Linked DNA regions of Mus musculus: all the other regions are linked to region 5. A link is a loop called in an ENCODE intact Hi-C map of the cell type or tissue named here. Cell type or tissue: heart. All regions are shown on one strand. Region 1 has its middle 32 kb from the start of Cfl2. Region 2 holds the start of Ppp2r3c (protein phosphatase 2, regulatory subunit B'', gamma). Region 3 holds the start of 2700097O09Rik (RIKEN cDNA 2700097O09 gene). Region 4 holds the start of Cfl2 (cofilin 2, muscle). Region 5 holds the start of Baz1a (bromodomain adjacent to zinc finger domain 1A).

Region 1 (5,000 bases), 160 kb after region 5:
AGCCAGGGCTACACAGAGAAACACTGTCTTGAAAAACAACCCCTGTTAACTGTGCTTATGTTATAGCTTGGAAACCTGTACAGTTAACTAACTGATTCAAAGAACACACTAAATGCCTTAGGGATGCTCCACTCCTCGGGAGAATTGCATTAAAAAAAAAAAAAAAAACTAGATTGAGGGAGCTGGAGAGATGGCTCAGTGGTTAAGAGCACTGACTGCTCTTCTGAAGGTCCTGAGTTCAAATCCCAGCAACCACATGATGGCTCACAATCATCCATAACAAGATCTGATGCCCTCTTCTGGTGTGTCTGAAGACAGCTACAGAAGACTCATATATAATGAATAAATAAATCTTAAAAAAAAAAACAAAACAAAGAACAACTAGACTGAGGGCTGGAGCCATGGCTCAGCTGTTAAGAGCAGTGACTGCTCTTCCAAAGGCCCTGAGTTCAATTCCCAGTAACCATATGGTGGCTCTCAACCATCTGTAATAGGATCTGATGCCCTATTCTGGTGTGTCTGAAGACAGCTACAGTAGTGTACTCATATAAATATAATAAATAAATCTTTTTAAAAAAATAGATTGTTGCTGGGCAGTGGTGGCACACACCTCTAATTCTATTACTCAGGAAGTAGAGGCAGGTGAATCTCTGAGTTTAAGAGTTCAAGACCAGGGCTGGTGAGATGGCTCAGCGGGTAAGAGCACTGACTGCCCTTCAGAAGGTCATGAGTTCAAATCCCAGCAACCACATGGTGGCTCACAACCACCCATAATGAGATCTGACCCCTCTTCTGGTGTGTTTGAAGACAGCTACAGTGTACTTATGTATAATAATAAATAAATCTTAAAAAAAAAAGTTCAAGACCAGCCTGGTCTATAGAGTAAGTTCCAGGACACCAGGGCTATTATATAGAAAAAAAAAATGCCTGTCTTTAAAAAATTAAAATAAATAAATGAAATGAAAATTTGACTTTTTTGAGACAGGGTTTCATTATGTAGCCTTGGTAGTCTCAGAAGCTCTGGGAACCTCTAAACCTCAGAAATCCCACTCTAGTGCATCTGAGAGCTGGGGTTAAAGGTGTGTGCTACCACATCTTTTTAGATAGCAGTTTTAGGTTGGTGGCAGTTCTGGGCTGTAGGAGCAAAGACACCTCATATACCCACTACCCCCACACAGCAACACCCCACAACAGTCAGAGACAGTGTTTCATTTTGTGGGCCTACACAGATGTGTCCCTGTCACAGCACCACAACTCACTTTACAGTTCATCTTTAGTATGGCAATTGTAGGTTGGACAAGTGTGTTCATACCAGTGTATGTAATAGAAAGCCCTTAGGTGGAGGTCAAGACCAGACCTCGCCTTAAAGATAGATAGATAGATAGATAGATAGATAGATAGATAGATAGATAATGATAAGTAGATGATAGATAGATAGATAGATAGATAGATAGATAGATAGATAGGGTAGATAAGGTAGATGATAGATAGATGTTAGATAATGATAGTTAAATAGATGATAGATAGATAGATAGATAGATAATGATAGGTAGATAGATGATTGATTGATAGATAGATAGATAGATAGATAGGTAGGTAGATAGATAGATAGATAGATAGATAGATAGATAGATAGATAGATAATGATAGGTAGATAGATGATAGTAGATCTGCCCTGTGCTTTTCCCACTCACCACCACCACCCTCCCTGAGCCCTGGCAACCACTGGTCTTGTCCACCAGCTCCATAGTTTCCTCTTTCCTAAGGTACAGTTGGAATCATACACTGGGCGTGGTTGCCTGAATCATACAACGTCCTTGGCTTCTCTAACTAAAAAGTATTATTTAAGTATTAAGGTGCCCTATGTCTTTTCATGGCTTTGAATCTCATTTCTTTTTTAGTGCTGAGCTAATATTCCATTGTCTGGATATACTACAGTTTATCCACTCACCGTGTAGGACATTTGGTAGGGAGTGTTGCATATATATGAGACAGGGTCTCATATAGCCCATGATGGCCTGGTACTCCTACACTCTTGCCTCTACCTCCCAAGTGCTGGGATTAACTACAGGTATGTATGGCCATCCTGGGAAGGCATCCTTCTTAGTGTGTGTATGCATGTGTGTATGTATATGTGTGTGTGTGTTTGTGTATGGGGGGGTGTATGTAAATGTGTGAGATTACATTCACCTTTTGAATCCTTTAAAACTCTTTCTCGTTGAACCTGGAGGAAGGCCATCAATCCTCTGTCTCCACCTTCAACAGTGAGGCCATGCTCTCAGTTTGTTATGGGTGCTGGACCCAAACTCAGGTCTTCAGCCTTGACCGTCCCTTTTGTTTGTTTGTTTGTTTGTTTTATTTTGTTTTGTTTTCGAGACAGGGTTTCTCTGTGTAGCCTTGGCTGTCCTGGAACTCACTCTGTAGACCAGACTGGTCTCGAACTCAGAAATTTGCCTGCCTCTGCCTCGCAAGTGCTGGGATTAAAGGCGTGCGCCGCCACGCCCGGCCCCTTTTTTGTTTTGAGGCAGGATCTCACTTGAAGTCTCCCCGGCCCCTTAGAACCAACGCTGATTTTGATTTGCTGATTCTGCCTCAGCCTCCGAAGCGCCAGAATCACAGGTTTGTTGCTAGCTCACCCAGCCAGATGCGTCTTTTATAGATGTTTTCTTGCATTTTTTATTTCTCATTCTCCAGTAATTATTTTTAAATTATTTATTTAATGTTAATGAACACACCCCAAATCCATTCTATAGTTCAACAGGCAAGATCCTGTAGTAAGGCTGAAGTAGCTTGGTAAAGCTGACAGAGAAATCCACAGCCATCTTCCACGGTGTGAAAGGCCAAGCCCGCCCTCTAGTGGTTCCCTCAGCAGAGCCACACACCACTAAAGCTTTGTAGACTCGTGGCAATTACAACTCTCTATCTCTACTATTAAAGTAGAGAAATGTTTTAGGTTTTTGTAGTGCCAAATTCATTCTTTAGTCGGAGTGGGGGCGGCGTGTTGTTTTTTTTTTTTTTTTCAAGACAGGGTGTCCAGGAACTAACTTACTCTTGTTCAGGCTGGCCTTGAACTCACAGAGATCTGTCTGCCTCTATCTCCTGAGTGCTGGGATGAAAGGTGTATGCCACAAGATCTGTCTCTATCTGAATTTATTTTTTTATTTTTTAAAGATTTATTTATTATTATACGTTAGTTCACTGTAGCTGTCTTCAGACACACTAGAAGTGGGTGTCAGATCTCATTACAGGTGGTTGTGAGCCACCATATGGTTGCTGGGGATTTGAACTCAGGACCTTTGGAAGAGCCTTCAGTGCTCTTACCCACTGAGCCATCTCACCAGCCCCCTTTTTAATTTTTTTAATTATTTATGGGGTTGGTGAGATGGCTCAGCAGTTAAGAGCTCTTCTGAAGGTCCTAAGTTCAAATCCCAGCAACCACATAGTGGCTCACAACCACCTGTAATGAGAAACAAATGAAAAACCTTTGGGCTGAAGCAAATGGGCTGGATCGAGTGGTGGCTCACAACCATCCGTAATGAGATCTGATGCCCTCTTCTGGGGTGTCTGGAGACAGCTACAGCAAGCAGGGACGGAGGGAGAGCTGGAGAGTTGACTCAGCAGTTAAGAGCACTGGCTGCTCTTGTGTACTTACATATACTTATTTATTACATATAATAATCTTTAAAAAAAGATTGATTTATTTATTATTTTTTAGTTCTTCCCCCTCGCCTTCTCACACTCGATCCAGTCCATTTGCTTCAGCCCAAAGGTTTTTCATTTGTTTCTCATTACGGGTGGTTGTGAGCCACTATGTGGTTGTTGGGAATTGAACTCATGACCTCCGGAAGGGCAGTCAGTGCTCTTAACCGCTGAGCCATCTCTCCATATATTCACTCTTCACATATTGTTGTGGGGCAGTCACCAGAGAAGACAGCTCATACTTGGTTACAAGCTAGTAGAAAGTCTTTATTAGCCAGTGTGTTTGGGATCCTAGGGTATTGCTGAGCCTTTCTCGGGGTGAGCTTTTAACACAAAAACCATGTTCTAGCACCACATACTTCAGTTAACAAGACAGCCAGAAACAGAGCGACAAAAACAAAAAAGCAAAAAAGTTAATATATTTAGATACTTTCCCAGAATTCTGGACTTTGATGAATTAAGTCTTTGTTTTCATTTTGGCATGTGGTGTTGTCTGTGTGCTAAAGTTTACAGCCTGAATGGCACTTCCATCATGGAGTCAGTTGTGCTAAGGTCTGGGGCCCTGTCAAAATATATAGTTCAGGCTCAGCCTCCTGGTCTCAGCTGCTTCACTCTTCTGAGTCCTGCCATCTTTAAAAACAGGATTTTATTTTATTTTATGTGAATGGGTGGGTTTTTTTTTTTCAGGCATGCTTTTATAGGTCAGAAGAAGATGTCAGAACCCCCATCTCCACTCCATAGGTTCATATATTTCAATGCTTAGTCACCAAGGGTTGAAAGTCTTTGAAAAGATTAGAATAATTAGGAGGTGTGGCCTTGTTGGAGGAAGTGTGTCATGGGGAGTGGGGGGAGGCTGGTAGAAGTATCAAAAAGCCCATGCCAGGCCCAGCCTACAGATCAAGACATAGCTCTTAGCAACTTCAACACCAAACCTGCCTACCTCCTTGCTCCCCACCATGATAATGGACTTAAGCCCCAGAAACTCTAAGTAGAACCCGATTAAACACTTTCCTGAGTTGGCTTCGTTACGATGTCTTTTCACAGAAATAGGACAGCGACGAAGACAGATTTATCTCTTTATTTCTTCTGCATCTCCACATTTCTGATAGATTACTGCTGCCAGATTAGGTTATATTCAAGGCAGGGCTATTGGAAACCTGCTCTCAGGTTGGCAAATTCACTGGCCCAAAGGACCAAAGCCAAGGAAGTCATCATGGGAAAGGGGGCAGGGGATAAGGGGAGGAGAAAGAGAGGAGAAAGGAGCATTCTTGCAGAGAGAAAGAGAGAGAGATTGACTGATT
Region 2 (5,000 bases), 320 kb before region 5:
GGGCTCCTTGTATACAGTCACCATAGTTCTTTTTGGAAGGGACCATGACTTTTTTAATGTCTTCTAACAGCAACAAGGACTCTCTCCATCTGTCTGAGTGGATCAATCCCCGGATGAGAAGGGTATAACCCCCAGATTCTAAACTCTTGTACTTGGCTTTCATGATTTCATAGACATCAATAACTTCTGACGTCTGCTTATGAAAGACACAGAGATATAAATACTTGACGAGTAGATTATAGCCCACGATGCCATTGTTCTTTGCTGCTACCCAAGCCAGGAGAGACTTGGCCACATCTACTGAACAACAGTTGCGTGCCATCTGTGAAATGATGAAGTCTTCAAAACTGGCCTTTCCTTTGAAATCTTCTTTAAGTTTATCCCACTCTGCGGAATTCAAAGGTTTAGTTGGAAGTTGGACAGAGCTTCTCACGGGCAAGGCATGACCTTGATTCTGAGGGTTAGCACCTATGTGGGACCTCTTCTTAGCTGCTCCAGCAGCGAAGTAATGAGGATCAGAAGAAACCTGCCCATTGTTGTCATTCCCTTTCCTGTGTGTCCTAGCTTTGGTATCCAGTAGATTGAGTGCTTTGCTATTTGGAGGGGTAGTAGGTTTAACAGAAAACCATCTTTGTTGGTTCCCGATGGCACAGAGAAAGAAGGGGGTAGAAGAGGTCGCAGGGCCTAGCTCAAAGTAAGGGTTGCTCTTCCAAAGTTTCGGGATGCTCCGAAAACCAGACAAATAGAAGGTCATGCTGCAGTGAGTTGAATGAAACTTAAAAATAAAACAGTTTCACTCCACTACGTAAAATTAAGGTATTGGGGGCCCGAGGATATGGAAGCGCAGTTCTTGAAAGTGAGACTTTTTTTGTTTCTCCGTTACAAACAAATCAAGACTATGTGTTTGGAGCGATGTAATGGTAAGGAAAGCACACGTGTTCTATTTATTAAATAAGGATCCAAAGACGTCCAACACCAGTAGCAATCCCTAAACCAGAAGGCGGAACGGGAATCCTGAAGTGCCTGTTACCTTCCAATTTTCGAATCTGAGGAAAAAGCACATGGACTCCCAGTTTGACTCGTGTGGATTATGATGGTCCCGAAGAGGGGCGGGATACCAAAGGAGCTAGAACAGGGAAATAAATAACAACGAACAGGAACCACCAATCGCAGCCCCAGCAGTAGCAAGAAAAGCCAGTCTAGGGTCCCTTGCTCTTCACAACTCTCTCCGGGCCGCAAAACTCTTCGGAGAAGAGGGGCCATGGAAATGCAGCATAAACATCATAGGGAAGGAAGTGAGGTCCAGAAAGAGCTCAGACTTAACTGTACGGAGGGTCGACAAACGAAGTTCACTTCATTAAACAACTCACCACGCCACTCATGCTTAAAGGAACCATAAACGCGGTGAAAACTACAATACCCACAACGCACCGCGCTGAACGTGGTGCTGGGGCCTGGAGCGCTTGAATTCCAGGGTTCTGTTGAGTACTGAGAAGATAAACAAACCAGGATAATTTTGAAACTTTTAGTATCCGAGAGGGCTGGATACCGCTGCGTCTATTACATCGTAGGAACGGTTAAGGTTTCCAGAGAAAGAACAAAATGTGACGAAAATGCTTTTCTCAATTCGGAAATGGCAATGGAGTCCCGTAACCTGTGGCGCGCACGCGCTAAATGCCCAAGCGAAGAAGTCACGCAGGCTTCTTCTGGCCTTTAGAAATCCGGCTTGGTGAGCTGCGACACCTCCGTAAGAAGGATAATTTTTTCATCTACTTCATGTCTGATTTTCGTCCATGCTAGCGTGATCGCCGTATCCGGAATAGCTACAGCATCTTTCCTTTCCTTTTTTCTTTTTTTCCTTTGTAGCCAAGGCTTCCGCCCGTGCCCAAGATGGCGTCCAGGCGTCCTAATTAACTTCCACCTGTCTTGGCGAAGTCTGACGTCGCGGCTGGCAGTGGGTGGAGCTCTTAACAAACTGCAAATGTAGGGTCCTCTGAGCGGGAGTCAACCATGGACTGGAAAGACGTGCTTCGCCGGCGGTTAGCGTCGCCCAACACGGATCCAAAGAGTGAGTTTGAGAGGGACCGCCCTCTAGATAGCCCGCCCCAGGCTAGAAGTGGCGGACAGGGTGGATAGGGTGGAGGAGCTAGTGAGAGCTGTACTTTTGTCTGTTAAACTTCTCTGACAAAGGAGTCAGAGTGGAATGTGCTTTGGAGATCTACCAAGGGGTGACCCAAACTTCCCTGGTAAATGCCCTGCTAGGAATGAGAGCATAACGGTGACCTCAGTTTTCCACGATCTTAGACTTACGAACCAGACTTACGAACCTTGGTTCAAACCTTCAATCTTTTCAAGACCTATAATTCATCCTTATAGGTTTTTTTCCTTCCCTAGAAATAGCGTTTTATCATCTAGCCGAGGCTAGACTTGACTTATTGACCCTTTTTGTTCCTGCCTCCCGAGTCCCTGCCACCTTTTAACTCTCTTTCACTTAACCCTCCATTTTAAATTTCATGAATCCGTTTTACATTGCTCGTTCCTTGGTCCTTCACACTTGCTTTCCAGTCTGGTAAAATCCTTCCAGCTCCACACCAGCACCCAGGCAGCTGCGATTGGCTAAAGAAAAACAGAACCTGGTTGTAGGCATGGCTCAGCCATTAAAGGCTAGACTCAAACAAAGAAGAACACCCAAACCATGGTGAGTTCTAAGGTGAAGTGTCTGTTTTGGTGGCATCTGCAAGAAGAGCGTTTGCTTTTCTACACTTAATTCCGCTCATCTTCCCAAACCTCCAGTCTGCCCTCCACTGTTCACCTTAAATCGATGAGCATATTTTTCAAATATATATATCTTAAAGAGGAAGTAGAGGCAGTTTATAAAGGAGAGCCTCAACTGTTTCCAGTTACCATTTCACTCAGGTCTTAGGTATATATCCTTACAACCAACCTTCACCTTTAGAATGTATTGTCACCAGGTAGTGGTGGCACGTGGCTTTAACCCCAGCTCTTGAGAGGCAGAGGCAGGTGGATCTCTGAGTTGGAGACCAGTGTGGTCTACAGGGAGTTTCAGAACAGCCAGGGCTACACAGAGAAACCCTGTCTCTATTAAGAACTGTGTATTGGACTTGAGTCCCTGAAGTCCCTCACTGGATTGCATTCCTTTTCATATACTCGATGGCTTCTCTTCTGTGTTCTCCTCTCTCTTACATTGTTTACTTTGCCTTTTCTCCTCCATCATTTCCATTGCCACTAACAAACATGTAACAGCCTGCATGTATGCGCGTGTACCATTTTTGAGTGTTGCCTGTCGAATGTAAATGAGGTCAGGGCTTACCTAGGGTTGAGGGGAAGCCTTTATTGTAGATATGAGGGAGAGTTCAGACTAGAAAGGTCCAGACTGAATCTGACCAGCAGTATAGACGGGCATAGAGGGGAGCGGTGGGGAGAGCATGGAAGGGGGTGGGGGTGGACCAAGAGAGCACATGGGAACCAAGAGCTGAGTCAAGGGAGTGAGTAGCCAACATGCCTGAGTTCTGTAGGGTCAGAAGCTGAAGGAAGGGAAGCTGAGCCCACTGGAGAGTGGTTTAGGGTAGGAGCTGGGGTGAGAAGAGCTGGGAGAAGCTATAGGTATTAGGTAATGCTGGGCTCCTGCTTCTGCCCTGATATGTTAGTAGGCACCTCAGCTCTTTGTCCCAGGTTTCTTTGAGACCTGACACCTGCAAAGGCCAGAGAAGGTATTGGAGCTCCTGGAGCAGGAGTTACACGTGGTTATGAGCTGCCATGTGGGTGCTGGGAAGCAAACTGGAGCCTCCTACATAAATAAGAGAAGCAAGTGCTCTTAACCTACTGAGTCAACTCTCCGGTCCCCCCGCCAAAGTTTGCTACATTTCTCTTCACCTTTAATAGGAATACCTCAACTAGACCATGAATGTATAGCAAATTACCTAGATTGTATGGTTAATATTAATAGCTTCTTCTTACGGCTACTGCCATCAATGTAGTAGATCCTATGTGCTAATTATTTTACGCATACCCAAGGATATATTCTTAAGGATAGCCCTTTACCTGTATTATCAGATTTTCTTAATTATTATCATGAGCATATAAAAAGCTGGTATTTTCCCAGTTGAGAAACCTTTTTAGGCCAGGTACATACCTGTAATCCCATTACTCCAGAGGCAGAAGCCGGAAGATCAGCAAGTTAGGCTAGTCTGTAAAATTGTGAGTTCCAAGCCAGGGCTACTGATCTCACCTTGTCTCCAAAAGAGTAAAGGCAAACCCAAGACAAACAACAGCAGCTCCCTGTGTGGTCCCCTTCCCCTAGCTCTGCCTTACTGTTTTTTCCCTGATGACTCTGAGGCTACAACTGTGCTTGTCTCTCATTCTTGCTTGTGAAGAATCATCAGTGGCCTCTAGACAGATAATTCATTGGTCCTTTTCAATTCCCATCTTATTTGCAAAATTTTGCAGTTTGCTCAAGTAGTACCAAGCCATATTAAAGAACCTGTGGCTCGGTCCAAGGTTAAAGGTTAATGTGACAGGGACAACGGAAATGCTGTGACAGGTGAAGGGCTGAGGAATCCCTGGAGTCCTCTTCTGAAGAAAATAATACAGAAAAAATAGTGTTGAAAAACTAGATTATAGAATTGAAGAGCCCAGTGAGGCTGAAGCGAAGCTACAGTCCCTCGGTTCTAAGTTATCAGAGTGTGTGAGAGCGTATACTTCAGAAAAAACCTGCAGAAAAGACCTGTGATCCTGCTACATAGACATGCTAGCTCTCATCCGTGATCCCAGCACTTGGCTGACTGAGACAAGAGGCCATTTGAGCGACAGAATGAGATTCTGTTTAAAAAAAAAATAGGCTTGGGAATCTGGAGGTGTGGCTCAGTGTTAGAGTGCCTGCGTAGCGTGCACACTGCCCAGGACGTGAACCTCAGTAAATATTATCTCCATAAATATTTTCCTAAATAAAGAAAAATGGCTCAATGAGAAAGTTACCTGTC
Region 3 (5,000 bases), 93 kb before region 5:
CACACCAGCGCATTAAAAAAATAAATAAAATAAAATAAATTTTAAAAAATTTAAAAATGGCTAATTAAAAGGAAGAAAGCTACTATTCCAGTAGCAGGCACAGAGAGTTACAGGAGTACTCCTTGTATAACAGTCTTTATTAAATCCCAAAATACTAAATCTGTCATATCAAAAAGTTGAGGTAAAGAGGTCTGAGGGAAATGTCTCCCTCCTCTTCTGCACTGATGCAGCTATGTCATTGGAACTATATTACTTAACCCTCTTCTATCCTTGTAAGCCTATTAGGAAATTAAGGGTAGCCTTCAAAAGCAAATGACTCAGACAAATCTCTTAAGGGGCACATTAACTGTCATCACTGTCCTGTGTCTCTTTTGGCCTAACTAGAGTCGGGCTATATTATATACTTATAGCCTTTTTCATCCTCTGTACTGCTAGAATCTTCATGTTAGGAGCACTGTCCTTCATTACTTTATCTCTTCAGCTTAAAAAGAGAAAACAAGAAAAGAAAGCCTCAAAAAAAATTGTTCAAATGCATATCTAACAACTAAGTGAAGACTGGTAACCGAAAAGCTGATTAAGAAAGTTTCAACAACAAAAAATACATTGTCACTAGCTTCGACTTATTAAAGTCCTTAGCACATCTTATCACTGTCGCGGAACTAAAAGTTCTGAACAATATGCTAACCAACATGTTAGTAAACACTAAAAGATAGGAAAATAAACCCTAGTATATGTCAAAAGGCTTTGGGGAAATAGCTTTATCTAAATTCTTGTTCGGGAATGCCTTCCATGAGCCAAGCCTACCAATGCTTACTTATTTGGCTCGGGTAAATCTGAAGACAAATTAAAAGGGTAGCAGCGCAGCGTTTGGTAAAGCTTGCAGTGGAGGGCAAGAGTAAAATAAAAGTGTCAGTGCACCTCAGCCTCGGCGATCACTGCCCGTGGCCACCCGGGAAGACTTCCGCAGAAGCGGCGCTCTAACTAGGGGTTCCCAGGGCGGAGCGAGGAAAACCCCCCACACTCACCGCAAAAGGCGCCACTAAAGCCGTGGCCCCACAGGGCCGGCGAGCCCTTAGCGAGGCCCCACGCCGCCGAAGGAAACCCAGGAACGCTGGAAGCTGAAGGACAGGGACGGAGCCCGTCGCCCAACTTCCCAGCTCCAGAAACTAGGGGCCCAGCGCCCAACACAGTGAAGCCAACTCCCACCAGCTGGAACACCGACGACTGCCACCGAACCTTCCGCCCAATGAGGAGACGTCATCACTCGGCGGAGTTCAGCCCTTCGTGAAAACACACTTCCGCTTCCGGGGCACAAAGCCCCGCGTCTACGGCTCCCCCGAAAGGATAGAAGGGGTGTTTCTTTGCTGGAGCTGACCTTTGACCTTAGTGTTCTCCCTGTACGTCACTGCCGCGGCAAGCTAGCAGCGAGACAGGACCTCCTCGGGTGCGACCTCGAGGAAAAGTCAGGACTTAGGGGAAAGCGACTACGTGAAAGAGTGCAGAACTCCGCAAGGGCGCGCGGCCTAGGGCTTCTGAAGCCGCGGGAGGCGGGGTCCCGGAGGGGCGGGGTTTGGCGTTTCGGCTCTCGGGATTGGACGATCTGAGGAGGGCGGGGTCGCAGCGCGCGTGTCTGGCTGCGCGTGCTCAGTGAGAACCTGCTCTTGGCTTGTCCGCGCACTTCGCCATGGACTTTCAGTCCGCTCGGAGAGCTGTACTTCAGTTGCTCGGAACTACGGCTCCCGCAGATGTCCCGGCACTGCTCCACTGGATGAGGACTACCCGTAAGCAGTCATGGCTAGAGCCTGGCAGTTGGCTGTTGGATTTAGTCTTTGGGTACCAGGGAGGGGCGGGGCTAGGCACCAGGTCTCTTGGTCGCTGCATACCCTACACCTAGTCATCAGACTGCATTTTAGGATTCGATACCTGAGAATCAACTTTAGGTGGTTTGTGATTCCGGTGCTGATTTTGGGCAAGCTTCTAGAACCTCTTTGTTCAATTACTCGTACAGGCCGATACTACTTGAAAAAGCTCTGTGCAAGAAAGGTTTTAGGCTGTGGAGTTATCCTCAAGGCAAATAAAATCACATATACCTAGTACATTTATCTTATACATGGTAAAATAGACCAATTAATAATCTTCCATGGTATGGGGAAGAAAAAAAACACTTCTTTTTAAACTGTTAATAGTTAATATGAAAACTCACAAATTAGAATCGAGGAAATGAGGTGATTAGATCTAGTTAATGGATGAAACTTTTCTTTAGCAAAAAAGGTAAAGCCTAGTGAACGCACTGTTTTAGTTATATACTTGTCTCTTTTTGAGAACTCTACCAATGTATGCTATTCTGAAAAACACTAATCCCCAAGGTTACTTTCATTCAGCTCCTTAAAGTGTTCTTATTTGATAAGACCTTCAGTATATTTTTAATTTTTGAGGCAAGGTCTCATCTAGTCCTGCTAGACCTCCAAGTTAACAGAGTATGACTTAGAACTCTGATCCTCCTTCGTCCATCTCACCTGCCCTGGTGCTGAAGATCAAACTCAGGCCTGTGCTCTGCCTACTGAGCTACACCCTCAACTCCAGCTTCCACTTTTAGATCTTCAACCTCTGACCTTTTAGGAAAAATATTCTTGGTGTAATTCAAGAATTGTTGAAGGTTTTGAGAGATTATTTTAAGTGAGGTACCAAACTAAAGATTGCTTGAGGCATATGATAGCTAAGTGTATCTTGGGAATGCAGGAACCCAGGCAGTACTCTGTGGTTATATACACATATAAGAATAGTGCTTCAAGATGGGAATTTACAAAATAGGGTTTTTTTGTTTGTTATTTTATGTATATGAGTACACTGTCGTTGTCTTTAGACGCACCACAAGAGGGCATCAGATCCCATTACAGAATGTTGTGAACCACTCACTATGTGTTTGCTGGGAGTTGAACTCAGGACCTCTGGAAGAGCAGTCAGTGCTCTTAACTGCTGACCCATCTCTCTAACATATTAGGTTTTTTTTAAAGACATGGTCTCACTATAAACATGTTGTCTTCTATCACTTCATTAAGCCTAACATACCTAGTTGTTTTTTTTTAACCTAACTAACCTAGTTGTTTATAATAGTACCAACTTCCTTCTAGCTTTTCTACATACCTCAATATCAGGTCATTTATTCCAAAAGCATTATTAACTACTAAAATACAGTGTTGGAACTGGAGAGATGGCTTATTGGTTAAAGGTTCAGACTTACAACAAAAAAATGTATTGTTGGCTGGGGCAGTAGTAAAGTGTAAGGGGTCTTTGCGAACACCAGAACTGGCAGAGTATAATTATATTGAAATTTTTCTCAAAGTAATTGTTACTTCTTCCATGAAGGTGGGTTTCAGAGATCGGGTATATATGTTTCCTTAAGGGCCTAAGTGAGGATCTGGTTGGTCTCAGATAGATAGCACAGAGGTAGGTCATCTGGTCCTGCTGGTGGGAGCTTGGTATGTCCTGGCCCATCAGATAGTGCCAGGATCACCTAGTCCAGTGGGTCTCAAACCTTTCTAACACGTTAATACAGTTTCATGTTGTGGTAACTCCCATCCATAAAATTGTTTTCCTTCCTGCTTCACGGCTATACATTTACTAGTTATGAATCATAACATAAATATCTGAAATACAACCCCTATGAAAGGGTCATTCAACTCCCATAGGGTCATGACCCACAGGTTGAAAGCTGTTGATCTAAGCTATTAACCAGCTCCAGTCCCAGCCATCTGAGCAGAAAATGCGTTTTCTAATCTTTTCCCCTAGAAAGACAACTTTTATGTGTTAATCATACTGTTTTCTGCAGTGCTGTTTGTGAGTGCAAGGACCTTGAGTGTGCTCCCAACAGCAAGGTGCTTGGTACACAACCATGAGGACCAGAGTTCCACCTCTACTTCTCATAGCCTCCATACTACTAGGATTGCAGGTGTAATCCCACTGCTGCCTGAGTTATATCCTGTGTATTGGTATAAAAAGCCAGTCAGTGGTGCATAGCACATATAGTCCTAGCACATGGAATCCCAGCTCTGGTAAGGCAGATATACTGATCCCTCAGGGTCCCTACTCAGCCAGCCTCGCCTAACTTGGTGATTTCAGATCCCATTAAGAGACCCTGTCTCAAAAACAATGTGGAGGCAGCTAAGGAGGAGGGACATAGGTTCTCCTCTGGCATCCACATGTATGCATACATAAAATACACAAATGGACTGTTGCCTTTTCTGGCACTTGTGCAATTACTAAAATAACTTCCCTCTTAGCCTGATTGAGTTATTTGTAATTCAAGTCCCCAGATTTGAAGCATCCGTTGAACCTCCATTGTTCAAAATTGGATTGCCTTTAAATTCTGTTCCAGATGTTAATTTAGTAAAAAAGTAGTTCCAGTATCACTGAGTAAAAGGTATATTTTTACTCTTGAATTTTATTTTGTGTGTATTGGGGGTCGGGAGAGCTTGTCACTGTGTGCATGTAAAAATCAGGACACTTGGGGGAATTGGGTCTCTCCTTCTACACTACATTCCTGGTATCAAACTCACGTTGTCAGGCTGGGTAGCAAGGGTCTTTACCTGAGCCATCTCACTGGTAACATTTTTGCTTTTTAAAGATTTATTTTTATTTATGTGTCTGTGTAAATGAACGCCAGGTGTGCCAGTGTTTCAGGGCTTAGAAAAGGGTGTTGAACCTTTTGGAGATAGAGGTGCAGGCAGTTGTGAGCCTCCTGAGCTGAGTGCCGAGAAGCAAACTCAGATCCTCTGTAAGTCCTCTGCAAGAGCAGCAGCAGCAGCCAGTGATCCCAAGCACCAGGCCACCTGTCCATCACCTCACCCTTCCCTTCTACTCTGGAAGTTTGTGTAGCTGACTAGAAAACAACTTGAGTTTCTGAAGAACAGCTTTTGTTTGGTTGGTTGGTTTTGATTTTTTGAGACAGGGTTTCTATGTGTAGTTCTGATTATCCTGGAACTCACTCTGTAGACCAGGCT
Region 4 (5,000 bases), 120 kb after region 5:
GGGATGAAAAGCCTCTTCCATAAAAACTTTATGACATTTCACAGGCTAAAGATCCTGTGCTCAGATTGGTGGAATTAATATTGTAAAAATGCTTGTGTTAACAAAAGCAATCAATACAAATCCACCTTAAAATTCAATGACATTATTTATAAAACTATAAATGGCAGTCTCAAGGACAAAGAGTAATTCTGGAGTTATTAGAAGACTTGGTCTCAAATTCTAGGTCTGTCACAGTAACAAAACATCAAAGACAAGTAGACACACACACCAATAGAATATAAGGTTCAAAAAGAAGCCCAACTATAATAGTCTAACACATATATTAGGGAGAGAGATGGCTCAGCAATTGTGAGCACTGGTCGTTCTTCCAAAGACCTGTGTTTGATCCCCAGCACCCACATGGCAGCCCACAACCATCTGTGACATCAGTTCTAAGGGAACTGGAGCCCTCTCTGACCTCCATGGTGCACAGATATGATACAAACAATTCATACATATAAAATAAAAATCTATCAAATCTCAATTAAAAGAACTTGAAATACTTTGGGGGGAAGGTTGTTAAGCAAATGATCTCAGGAAACTGGATTTCCACAAAAAAAAAAAAAAAGGAGAATGGTCTCACTCTACATGGACCCACAAATTTAAGATGGATCTAAAACCTTCGTGTGAGACTCCAAACTTTGAGACTGCTAGAGGAAAATACAGGAAAAGTATTTCAAGATATAGGTCTAGGCAATGATTCTCTAAAAAGGACTCCAATACCTCGGGAAATAATACCAATAACTGGCAAATAGACCACACGAGGCAAACAGCTTCAGCACAGCAAAGGCAGAAGGCAGAGGGAGATGATAACGACACGTGAGATGTGTAAGTCATAATGTTAACTACTAATAAAATAGGCCAGCACACCTTTAATCCCAGAACTCAGGACACAGAGGCAGGCAGATCTCTGTAGGCTAACCTGGTCTGCATAGCAAATTCAGGCCAGTCAGTCCTACACATATAGTGAGACCCTGTCTCAAATAAATAAATAAATAAATAAATAAATAAATAAATAGATAAATAGATAAATAGATAAATAGATAAATAGACAAATAGACAAATAAATAAATAAATATTGAAAGGACAAGTTACATTGGGTCAGCAATAGGCTTTACCAGAATAGCAGGTTTCTACTCTTGGCTTGTTTAGTTGATGCCAGCTGTCCTACATGGGACTTCATTATACAATTCCTAAAAGCAAGCACTCTTTTTTTTTTAATTAGGTATTTTCCTCATTTACATTTCCAATGCTATCCCAAAAGTCCCCCATACCCTCCCCCCACCCCCTACCCACCCACTCCCACTTTTTGGCCCTGGCGTTCCCCTGTACTAGGGCATATAAAGTTTGCAAGTCCAATGGGCCTCTCTTTCCAGTGATGGCTGACTAGGCCATCTTTTGATACATATGCAGCTAGAGTCAAGAGCTCCCGGGTACTGGTTAGTTCATAATGTTGTTCCACCTATAGGGTTGCAGATCCCTTTAGCTCCTTGGGTATTTTCTCTAGCTCCTCCATTGGGGGTCCTGTGATCCATCCAATAGCTGACTGTGAGCATCCACTTATGTGTTTGCTAGGCCCTGGCGTAGTCTCACTAGAGACAGCTATATCAGGGTCCTATCCGCACAATCTTGCTAGTGTATGCAATGGTGTCAGCGTTTGGAGGCTGATTATGGGATGGATCCCTGGATATGGCAGTCTCTAGATGGTCCATCCTTTTGTCTCAGCTCCAATTTTTTTGTTTTTGTTTGTTTGTTTGTTTTTTTTTTTTGAGTGAATTCCTGTATAGCCCTGGCTGTCGTGGAACTCACTCTGTAGACCAGGCTGGCCTCGAACTCAGAAATCCGCCTGCCTCTGCCTCCCCAGTGCTGGGATTAAAGGCATGCGCCACCACTGCCCGGCAATTTTTTTTTTATTTTACTATTTATTTTTTTACTTATTCACTTTACATTCTGCTCATTGCCCACCTCCAAGTCACCCCCTCCCACAATCCTTTCTCCATGCTCAAGAAGCACTCACTCTTAAGAACAAACTAGGGCTGGAGAGATGGCTCAGTAGTTAAGAACACTGACTGCTCTTCCAAAGGTCCTGAGTTTAAATCCCAGCAACTACAAGGTGGCTCACAACCACCTATAAGGATATCTGATGCCCTCTTCTGGTGTGTCTGAAGTCAGCTACAGTGTACTTATGTATAATAATAAATCTGTGGGCCTGAGAAAGTAGAGTGGACCGGAGCACCCACAACAGGCAGCTCAGGCAGCTCACAATGGTCTGCCACTCTTGCAACTCTAGCTCCAGTGATCAAACATCTTCTGGCTACTAAGGGCACCCACACACACATAGCAGACCTTCACACAGATACACCTACATGTACACTGAGTAAAAACAAAAGGATTTTTTACATTTATTTTTTATGTGTGTGCACATGTGCAGGTGTTTGTGAAGGTTAGGAGAGGGAGTCAGGGTCCATGGAGCTGAGCTCACAGGTGACGACTGCCTGTGTGCTGCCTGACATGGGGATAGGGTACCACCAAGCTCGATGACTTAAGTTTAATTCCCAGGGCCCACACGGTAGAGGAGAAATGACTCCCACAGCACACCTATTCACACACACACACACACACACACACACACACACACACACACTCTCTCTCTCTCTCTCTCACACACACACACACACACACACACGATTTCAACACAATTACCAAATCAAATGTGTCAGGCCCTTTTCTCTCCACATATAAACATTTATTTTTCTAGTAATCTCAATACATCCCATTTACAGGGGAAAAGAAACGTAACTTGAGCAGTTTCTGGTTTTACTTGGATTATAATTCTGTCCAAGGTATCTCCAGAGACTTTTTGTGACCTCACCCTCTTCTTGCAGAATTCCAGGTATAAGCCAACATTCCTGCTTCTCATTCTGCCTTTGCTTAGTACTTCAATCACTAAGGTAATATTTATAGTGTTCGTTCTCCTTTTAGTAATAAGAGGGGTCTAAACCCAGGGAGGTGGTGCTTGCCTGTAATCCCAACACCTGCAGGATGGAGGCGGGATCCGTTCAAGGTCATCTGCAGTTACTTCATGAATCAAGAGACCCGCAAAAGACTCCAAACGAGATCCTGTCTCAATTCAAACACACAAAGAAGAATAAGATCTTAACGATTCATTCAAAGTCGGGGCTTTCCAAAGGGGTCCCGAAAGGTTACAATCCGGACCCTTTCCGTGGAAAGCGCAAGTGAATGAAGCAAAGAGCTCTCTACCCGACCACCACACCCCGTTTCCTCACGTCACAACCCCCCAGAGCAGCGCCAGGAGCCCGCGAACCGCTCGAGCGTTGAACCCGGATTGGTCGCTACGACCATCCCTGTCAGCATCGGGGCTCCCGCCGCCGCTGCGCGTGGTTCTGCTAGCGGTTCTGGAGCTCCGGGGTCAGGCGGAGGACAGCGGCGGGGGCGGGGCCTGACCACGTGACCGCCCCCGCCCCGCCCGCCCTGCGGCCCTCCAGCCCGCCGCCCGCCCGCCCGGCTGCAGCTCCCGGCGTGCCCTGCACTCTCTGCTGCCCGCCGCCGACCCCTCCTTCTTCTCGTCCCAGTGCCACCGAGCCGGAGTCCGAGCCACCGCCGCCGCAGCCACTTCAGCCGCGGGCACTATGGTAAGGTGGGCGCGCCGGCGGGGGAATGCTGGGCGCGGCGCGGATCCCCGCGCGGCCGCCATCTTAACCCTGCCTGGGCCTGTGCGGTGGGCGCTTCGGCGCTGCGGGCCGAGGGCTCGAGGCCCTGCGGCCGCTCCGAGTCCCGAGGCGGGAGGGCCCGGCGCAGGCCCGGCGCGAGAGGGTCGCTCCTTGGGCCAGGGCCCCCGCGTGTTGCTCTGCCCTGCGCGGCTTAAGGTTTTTAACTCGCGCGCTGTAAGGTTGGTACGTGGCCAGCAGCCTCTGGGTGAGGGTCTAGGAGGCCGGCCATAACGCCGTTCCGAGGAGATTGAACAGGTAGAAACCTATTTTAAAACGCTTTTCTCGCCGTAGGGAGCCTTTTCACGGGATCTGTTAGTTTCAAAGCGGCTGCCAATGGGCGGTGGGGCGTAATCGCTGTAGCCGCAGCGGGTTGGAGTTTACACTTGATTCTCTTTCCTTATGTGGAAGCAGCCGTGGCTAAGACGGCTTTAAAGAAAGAAAAAAAAAATAGTAGAAGCGTTAACTGAAATCCTGGAGTGTTTTTTTTTAAGGCCTGCAGAGTTGACACAATACAGAAGGTATTTTTGCTGCTGCTCCTGAAGCTCTGACATCACCCAGTGAAATAGGAAACATTTCAGGCATGGCTCAACTGTATTTGTCCCTTCCCACCTCCCGTTAGCGGTTCTCTCCGTACTCCTTTAAGAAGGATGAATGAGCAGTATGAGTTAGACATTTTACCCGTATCTTCTTCTGATATTTAAAATTGACAGACCTAATAGGACTGCTTACGTTGTTTGGTGCAGTTTTTTAATACTCTGGCCAGACTGAAGTCTATGATTTTGGTTAAAACCGAAATCCTTATTCTAAATTCCCACCCTTTGTTTGTTTTCAGGCATCTGGAGTTACAGTGAATGATGAAGTCATCAAAGTTTTTAATGATATGAAAGTAAGAAAATCTTCTACACAGGAGGAGATCAAAAAAAGAAAGAAAGCAGTTCTCTTCTGTTTGAGCGATGACAAAAGACAAATAATTGTAGAGGAAGCCAAGCAGATCTTGGTGGGTGACATTGGTGACACTGTAGAGGACCCCTACACATCTTTTGTGAAGTTGTTGCCTCTGAATGATTGCCGATATGCTTTGTACGATGCCACGTACGAAACAAAAGAGTCTAAGAAAGAAGACCTAGTATTTATATTCTGGTGTGTAAAAACAAAAGAAAAAAAGTACTTCTAAAAGTGCAAGGATTATTATTATCAGAGTCAGTTTTTGCCTTTGTTTTTCTTTTGAAA
Region 5 (5,000 bases):
TAAGCTCTGCGCTGTTCTTCACATGGGAGGCCCTCAGTCTGATATGAGAACAGTGGCTCTAGACCTCTGAGGTCTGACTATAGATGAAAGATGTGTCCTGATCCACAGGCAGAGGATGAGAGAGAGCCTGGACCTTACCAGGGCTTTTCAAACCTTAAAGCACACCTCCAGTGGCACACTTCCTCCAACAGGGTCACGCCTCCTAATCGGTCTAATCTTTTCAAAGAATTTCACTCCTTGGTGACTCAGCATTCAAATATCTGAGCCTATGGGGGCCATTCTTATCCTAATGACCCCAAGAAAACAAACTTTTGTACATGATAATTTTAGTTTTCTAAGCTTACATAACACCTTCTAACAGTCACAAATTAAATAAACTATACATAAAACCCAGAACATAAGTATACTGAAAATTGAGTATGAGAACAGAAAAATCGATTTTGATAGTATTTATTTGATAGGTAAAAGAATAAAATCTTAATTTTGGGAGCATAATAAAATAATCTAAATAGTCAATATTTGTATTTATAATAAGAAAATAAACACTTGCTTTTAAATTTTTAAAGAAAAATTTAAAATCATATTTACTTATTGGAGTGGGGGGGCACACAAAAGAGGAGATCAAAGGACAATCTATGGGAGTGGGTTCTCTCTTTCCCCTATGTGGGTTCTGGAAATGGAACCTAGGTAGTCAGGTTTGGTGACAAGTGTCTTAATCCACAGAGCCATTTGCCTGCCTATCTCGATTTTCGATAATTTAACAATTTTTAAAATGTAGCAAATAGTAAGTTGAAAACTAGAAGTATTCAGAGAGTTTAATCCCTTTCTAGATTCCCACTTATTTTAACTTTTGGATTATATGCATACTGTGCTAATACAGACCTCAGGCTAGGGGCTTAGCATGCTTAGGCCCCTGGGTTCACCTATCTCTCTCTCTCTGTCTCTATCTCTCTGTCTCTCTCTCATGCACGCACACACAACACTCACCTTGTAAATTAAATTTTCTTCTTGCCCCTTGTTTAGGGGACTGTTGTAGGTGCTATTAATAACTACTTCCTAGAGAATTCTTACTATTATTCTGTATATTATTTGGAGGTCAATTTTTTAAAAGTTTTTTGTTTGTTTGTTTTTCGGGACAGGGTTTCTCTGTATAGCCCTGGCTGTCCTGGAACTCACTCTGTAGACCAGGCTGGCCTCGAACTCAGAAATTTGGAGGTCAATTTTCAAAACACCAAGTCTTTAAGTGTGTACTGTGTACTTCTCTGAAAAGCATACAGTCTTACGTATATACTTGCCACTGGGAGACTTGTAAGCTTCTGTGGCTATGCTCATGCAGAAATGTGTATGCACACACACTATTAACTGCTTTTTAGTGCCATAGAACAGACTTTCACCAAGTATTATTTTACTCGTTCTATAATCATAGTAGTTTGAGAAGTTCATAACTGGTAAATAGTCTTAAACACCACCACCCACATACAAATAGTTATAGAAGATCCCAGTTTTTAAAATCATTTCACAGCATTAGTAATTAGGAAAAAAAGTAACATTTTACTGGAAGACTATTCCTCAGTTATACTTTTAGACTCATTCTTACATGTTAATTTGCAAATAAGCAAATAGAGTGATGGCAAAAATTATTAAAAGTTGGTGAACATTCTGAATGACTTCTAACTTAGAATATCCTTTTCAATTCAAAAGTCCCAAGTCTTATAAGAATTAAATTTGGTTTCATTTGTGAAAATTACTGATATGGGAAAATTGTTTAATGAGACATCTCGGTAGTAAATTTAACATCGTTAGGACTCTAATTGAACTGAAAATTGACCTTAAGTTACTTGTAGATTATAAGTTACTTATACTTTTTAAAAATTCTGGGTTTAGTTTTAAATATGTAGGGGGATCATATAAGTGAGATGACATTTCAAACTTTTGTCTTTTCCTGAGCTATCAAACTCTTTGAATTGTTTTAAGTATCAAGAAGGACTGGTGTCAAAAAAAGTTCTTTCTTTCAAGATGGATGATTACGCATGCAAAATACTTTGAGGGTTTTAGCGATTTCGTTTCTTATTCTTCCTTTCTTCAAAACGCAATTTAAATCGGAGCCGGAATCCCCTTTTCAACTCAATAGCTGGGCGCTGGTGGCCCATTGGAAAAGATGAAGACTTTACTTTGTCTGCCATGTGTTTAAGGAACACTAGCGCTTTCCCCAGATCTTCTGGCCGATAATCTCAAACATGGAGGATGCTTCTGATTCCTCACGAGGGGTTGCTCCATTAATTAATAATGTAGCTCTCCCAGGCTCTTCGCCCTCTCTTCCTGTATCAGTGACAGGCTGTAAAAGTCATCCAGTAGCCAATAAAAAGGTAGAAGCGAGAAGCGAAAAGCTCCTCCCCACAGCTCTTCCTCCTTCAGAGCCGAAAGTAGCTCAGAAACTTCCCGGGAGCGCGGAGAGGCGGGGAAGTGCCGGCGGGACGCGATCCCCGCGCGGAGCCCGGCAGTGGCAGCGGGAGCGGCGGCGGCCGGGAGAGACTCCGGGGCGGGGCGGGCCGGGACCTCGCGGCGTTCCTCGTGGGAAGGTGCGGCGGCGGGCAAGTGCTCGCAGGTGAGGGGCTCGCCAGCCGGCGTCCCGGGGAACCGGGAACAAAGCGCGGCGGCGCCCGGGCTCCGTGGCCGCCTAGCCCCGGGGATGCGTCGAGCACGTTGCGAGTCCCGGGACCGGTGGTGCGGCGGCCCGGAGCGGCGCTGGGGGGTGGGGGGGGGAGCCGCCGCACCGCCCGCCGCCGGGCGTCCGCCCCATTGTGAGGCGCCCGCGGGGCGCGCCGGGGCCGCGGCCGCCCGACAGACTGGGCACCCCGGCGGCGGGGAGGACCGGACTCGTCTGTCACACAAAAGGCAGCCGAGCCGCCCCGGCGCTCCCCGACCTTACCGGCTTTCTCCTTTCCCTCCAATTTGCTAGGGGCGCGGGCGGACGCGCGCAGCCGGGAGATGCCGCTGCTTCACCGAAAGCCTTTCGTGAGGCAGAAGCCGCCGGGGGACCTGCGGCCGGACGAGGAAGTTTTCTACTGTAAAGTCACCAACGAGATCTTCCGCCACTACGAGTAAGGCCGGCCGCGCAGCGGGGACAGCCGCCCCCGCGCCCTTTTGTCTGTCTGTCTCCTCTTTCTCTCCCGGGGCTCGTGACGGGTGGCCGGGCCGCCCATCCCCCGCGCGCCGTGACCGCGTGGGGCGGCTGGCGGCGGGGCCCGCGGAGGCCGGCGACCGCTCGGAGCCGCCGCGCTCGCCCGGGCGGGCGGAAACTCCCCGCCTCGCCCCTCCCCGCCGTGGCCGCACGCGCTCGGCCGCCGGTTCCGGGATCCCCGCCGGGTCAGCCCGCGCGCCGCCCCGGTGCCTCAGCCCGGAGAGGGATTCTCCGAGCCCGAGGGCAGGAAGCGGGCTGGCCCCGGACTGGGTTTTTCGCGGTCGCGCGTGGCTTCTGACGTTTGGTAGTGGGAGGCTGCCGGGGCTGAGGTGGGGACGGGGCGGGAGTGGAGGCTCGCTCCGCGTTGGGGGCAAAGGGGTTACTTCACCGGCCGGGAGGACGGGGCCGGGGAGCGTTGGGGCACGGGTGTCCTGAGCGGCGGCCTCGCGTCCCGCGCCGCCTAGGCCTGGGAGTGTGCGACGAGAGCCACGCTCTGTCACCGCCTCTTCTTGGTGACTAAACTCCGGTCCCCGGGGAACTCGGCGTCTCCGCCCCCAGGAGACCTGCGAGGGAGTAGTCGAGCGGAGCGTGGGGAAAGGAGTGGGAGATAGCGGGGTCCCGGACGCCCCTGGTTTTCCTTTCGAGCACCAAGAGCTAGGCGGTGGGAGTTGGGAGAGGGGGGTTAGACAAGTTCAACTCCAGCTTCAGTTTGTCGCCTCCACCGCCACCTCCCCGCCCCAACACACACTCCCTCCTCTGGCTCATGTGGGCCGCCTGACATGTGCCACTGCTTTTGTTTTGATAAGAACCTGAAGCTGCTGCAGATGTAGCTTCAACTCCCAATTTTTTGTCATTGCTTGGTGTATCCAAGAGTTTCCGTGCGTGGCTCAGTGACACGAAGCAGCGACCGGTGTTTAAACAGACTCTTAAGTGAGAACCCGAATTGATCAGTCACGGGACATACACACACACACACACACACACACACAAGCCCTCTCGTTCTTTCTTTCTCCTCCACGCAGACTCTCTTTGTGGCTTAGAAACCGTATGTTAATAGCAACCGAATAGGTTGTGTGAAGGAGGATTTCTGAGTTTGGGGGCCTGAGAGAAAGGCTTGATCCAGGGATGTCTTTAGGCGAACTCAACAGCCAGCTGAGAAAGGAGTAGTGAGATTAGAAAAGTCAGTTCCAAGAAAGACCCTCCACTCCCTACCCTATCTTCAGCTCCCTAGAAGGGGTTACAGGTAACCATGTTGTATCTAGAGAAGTAGATAGTACTTTTCACCAAACAGTACCCTTAAGTAGGAGTGCACATCTCACTGGGCTCCTGTATAGACTTGTTTTATTACTTTGAGTGCACTCTTGTAACTTCTTAGGTGGAATTGAGTTGGGTAACTGTGCGAGGATGATGTCTTCATCTAATGTTTAAGCTAAAATCCTTAGGAACATTTCTGATTAATTTTTAATTTAAGAGTACCAAGAAAATAGTTAACAGGCTCACATCCAAAACTCTTCCTTGGTTTTATATAAGCAGTCTTTTGAAAAGGCTCTCCTGGCATTGGTTGAACCAGAGGGTCTGCAAGTTCAAGGCCAGCCCGTGGGCCACAGTGAGTTTTGGTTCAGTCTCTCGCTCTCTCGCTCCAAGGTTTCTTTGAAACTGGAACAGAGTGGCCTGACCTGGCCCAAAAATTTTTTATTTTTTATTTTAATTTTTTTTATTTTTGGTTGTAAATTGTTAAAAAAAAAAGACAGTTGGCTCTTAATACTAGAACTTATATATCTTAAATATAATTTCTTATTGATTTTTTTTATTATCCAGT

Evidence for each region. A loop is a pair of places that touch in the nucleus more often than their neighbours do. Peaks named below come from ENCODE experiments on the same cell type or tissue, not always from the same donor. Only the 100,000 strongest peaks of a DNase experiment are listed, where the experiment ranks them.
Region 1: a loop joins it to region 5, with 1.9 times the contacts of the local background. A loop is called at or near these places in 7 of 42 quality-filtered maps.
Region 2: it touches region 5 in a loop (5-fold over the local background); 2 of 42 quality-filtered maps call a loop at or near these places.
Region 3: a loop joins it to region 5, with 8 times the contacts of the local background. A loop is called at or near these places in 8 of 42 quality-filtered maps.
Region 4: it touches region 5 in a loop (2.0-fold over the local background); 5 of 42 quality-filtered maps call a loop at or near these places.

The regions. Positions count from the first base shown.
Region 1 is chr12:54,828,625-54,833,624 of GRCm38, reverse strand. No RefSeq gene overlaps it. Among named protein-coding and RNA genes, the nearest start is that of Cfl2, 32 kb to the left of the region's middle. In heart, CTCF peaks have their summits at 2,855 (motif pointing left) and 3,572 (motif pointing left); a DNase peak (open chromatin) is centred at 2,844; H3K27ac peaks cover 19 bases.
Region 2 is chr12:55,299,662-55,304,661 of GRCm38, reverse strand. Ppp2r3c (protein phosphatase 2, regulatory subunit B'', gamma) reads left to right here and starts at 1,662. Exons shown (of 14, transcript NM_021529.4): 1 at 1,662-1,747; 2 at 1,867-2,068. The coding sequence starts at 2,011. Prorp (protein only RNase P catalytic subunit) reads right to left here and starts at 2,025. Exons shown (of 7, transcript NM_025373.1): 1 at 1-2,025. The coding sequence starts at 754. In heart, no CTCF peak of the experiment used is centred here; DNase peaks (open chromatin) are centred at 1,411 and 1,961; H3K4me3 peaks cover 3,085 bases; H3K27ac peaks cover 2,685 bases.
Region 3 is chr12:55,076,762-55,081,761 of GRCm38, reverse strand. 2700097O09Rik (RIKEN cDNA 2700097O09 gene) reads left to right here and starts at 1,652. Exons shown (of 8, transcript NM_028314.2): 1 at 1,652-1,781. The coding sequence starts at 1,685. It overlaps Srp54a (signal recognition particle 54A), which reads right to left and starts at 1,266. Exons shown (of 16, transcript NM_011899.4): 1 at 1,026-1,266. In heart, a CTCF peak has its summit at 2,869 (motif pointing right); DNase peaks (open chromatin) are centred at 1,301 and 1,591; H3K4me3 peaks cover 1,713 bases; H3K27ac peaks cover 531 bases.
Region 4 is chr12:54,861,436-54,866,435 of GRCm38, reverse strand. It overlaps Cfl2 (cofilin 2, muscle), which reads left to right and starts at 3,559. Exons shown (of 4, transcript NM_007688.2): 1 at 3,559-3,692; 2 at 4,603-4,910. The coding sequence starts at 3,690. In heart, a CTCF peak has its summit at 3,080; DNase peaks (open chromatin) are centred at 3,555 and 4,345; H3K4me3 peaks cover 2,764 bases; H3K27ac peaks cover 2,654 bases.
Region 5 is chr12:54,983,767-54,988,766 of GRCm38, reverse strand. Baz1a (bromodomain adjacent to zinc finger domain 1A) reads left to right here and starts at 2,431. Exons shown (of 27, transcript NM_013815.2): 1 at 2,431-2,605; 2 at 2,960-3,101. The coding sequence starts at 2,989. Gm51983 (a long non-coding RNA gene) reads right to left here. Exons shown (of 3, transcript XR_003950194.1): 3 at 4,118-5,000. In heart, a CTCF peak has its summit at 3,025; DNase peaks (open chromatin) are centred at 2,406, 3,076, 3,226 and 3,866; H3K4me3 peaks cover 2,762 bases; H3K27ac peaks cover 2,405 bases.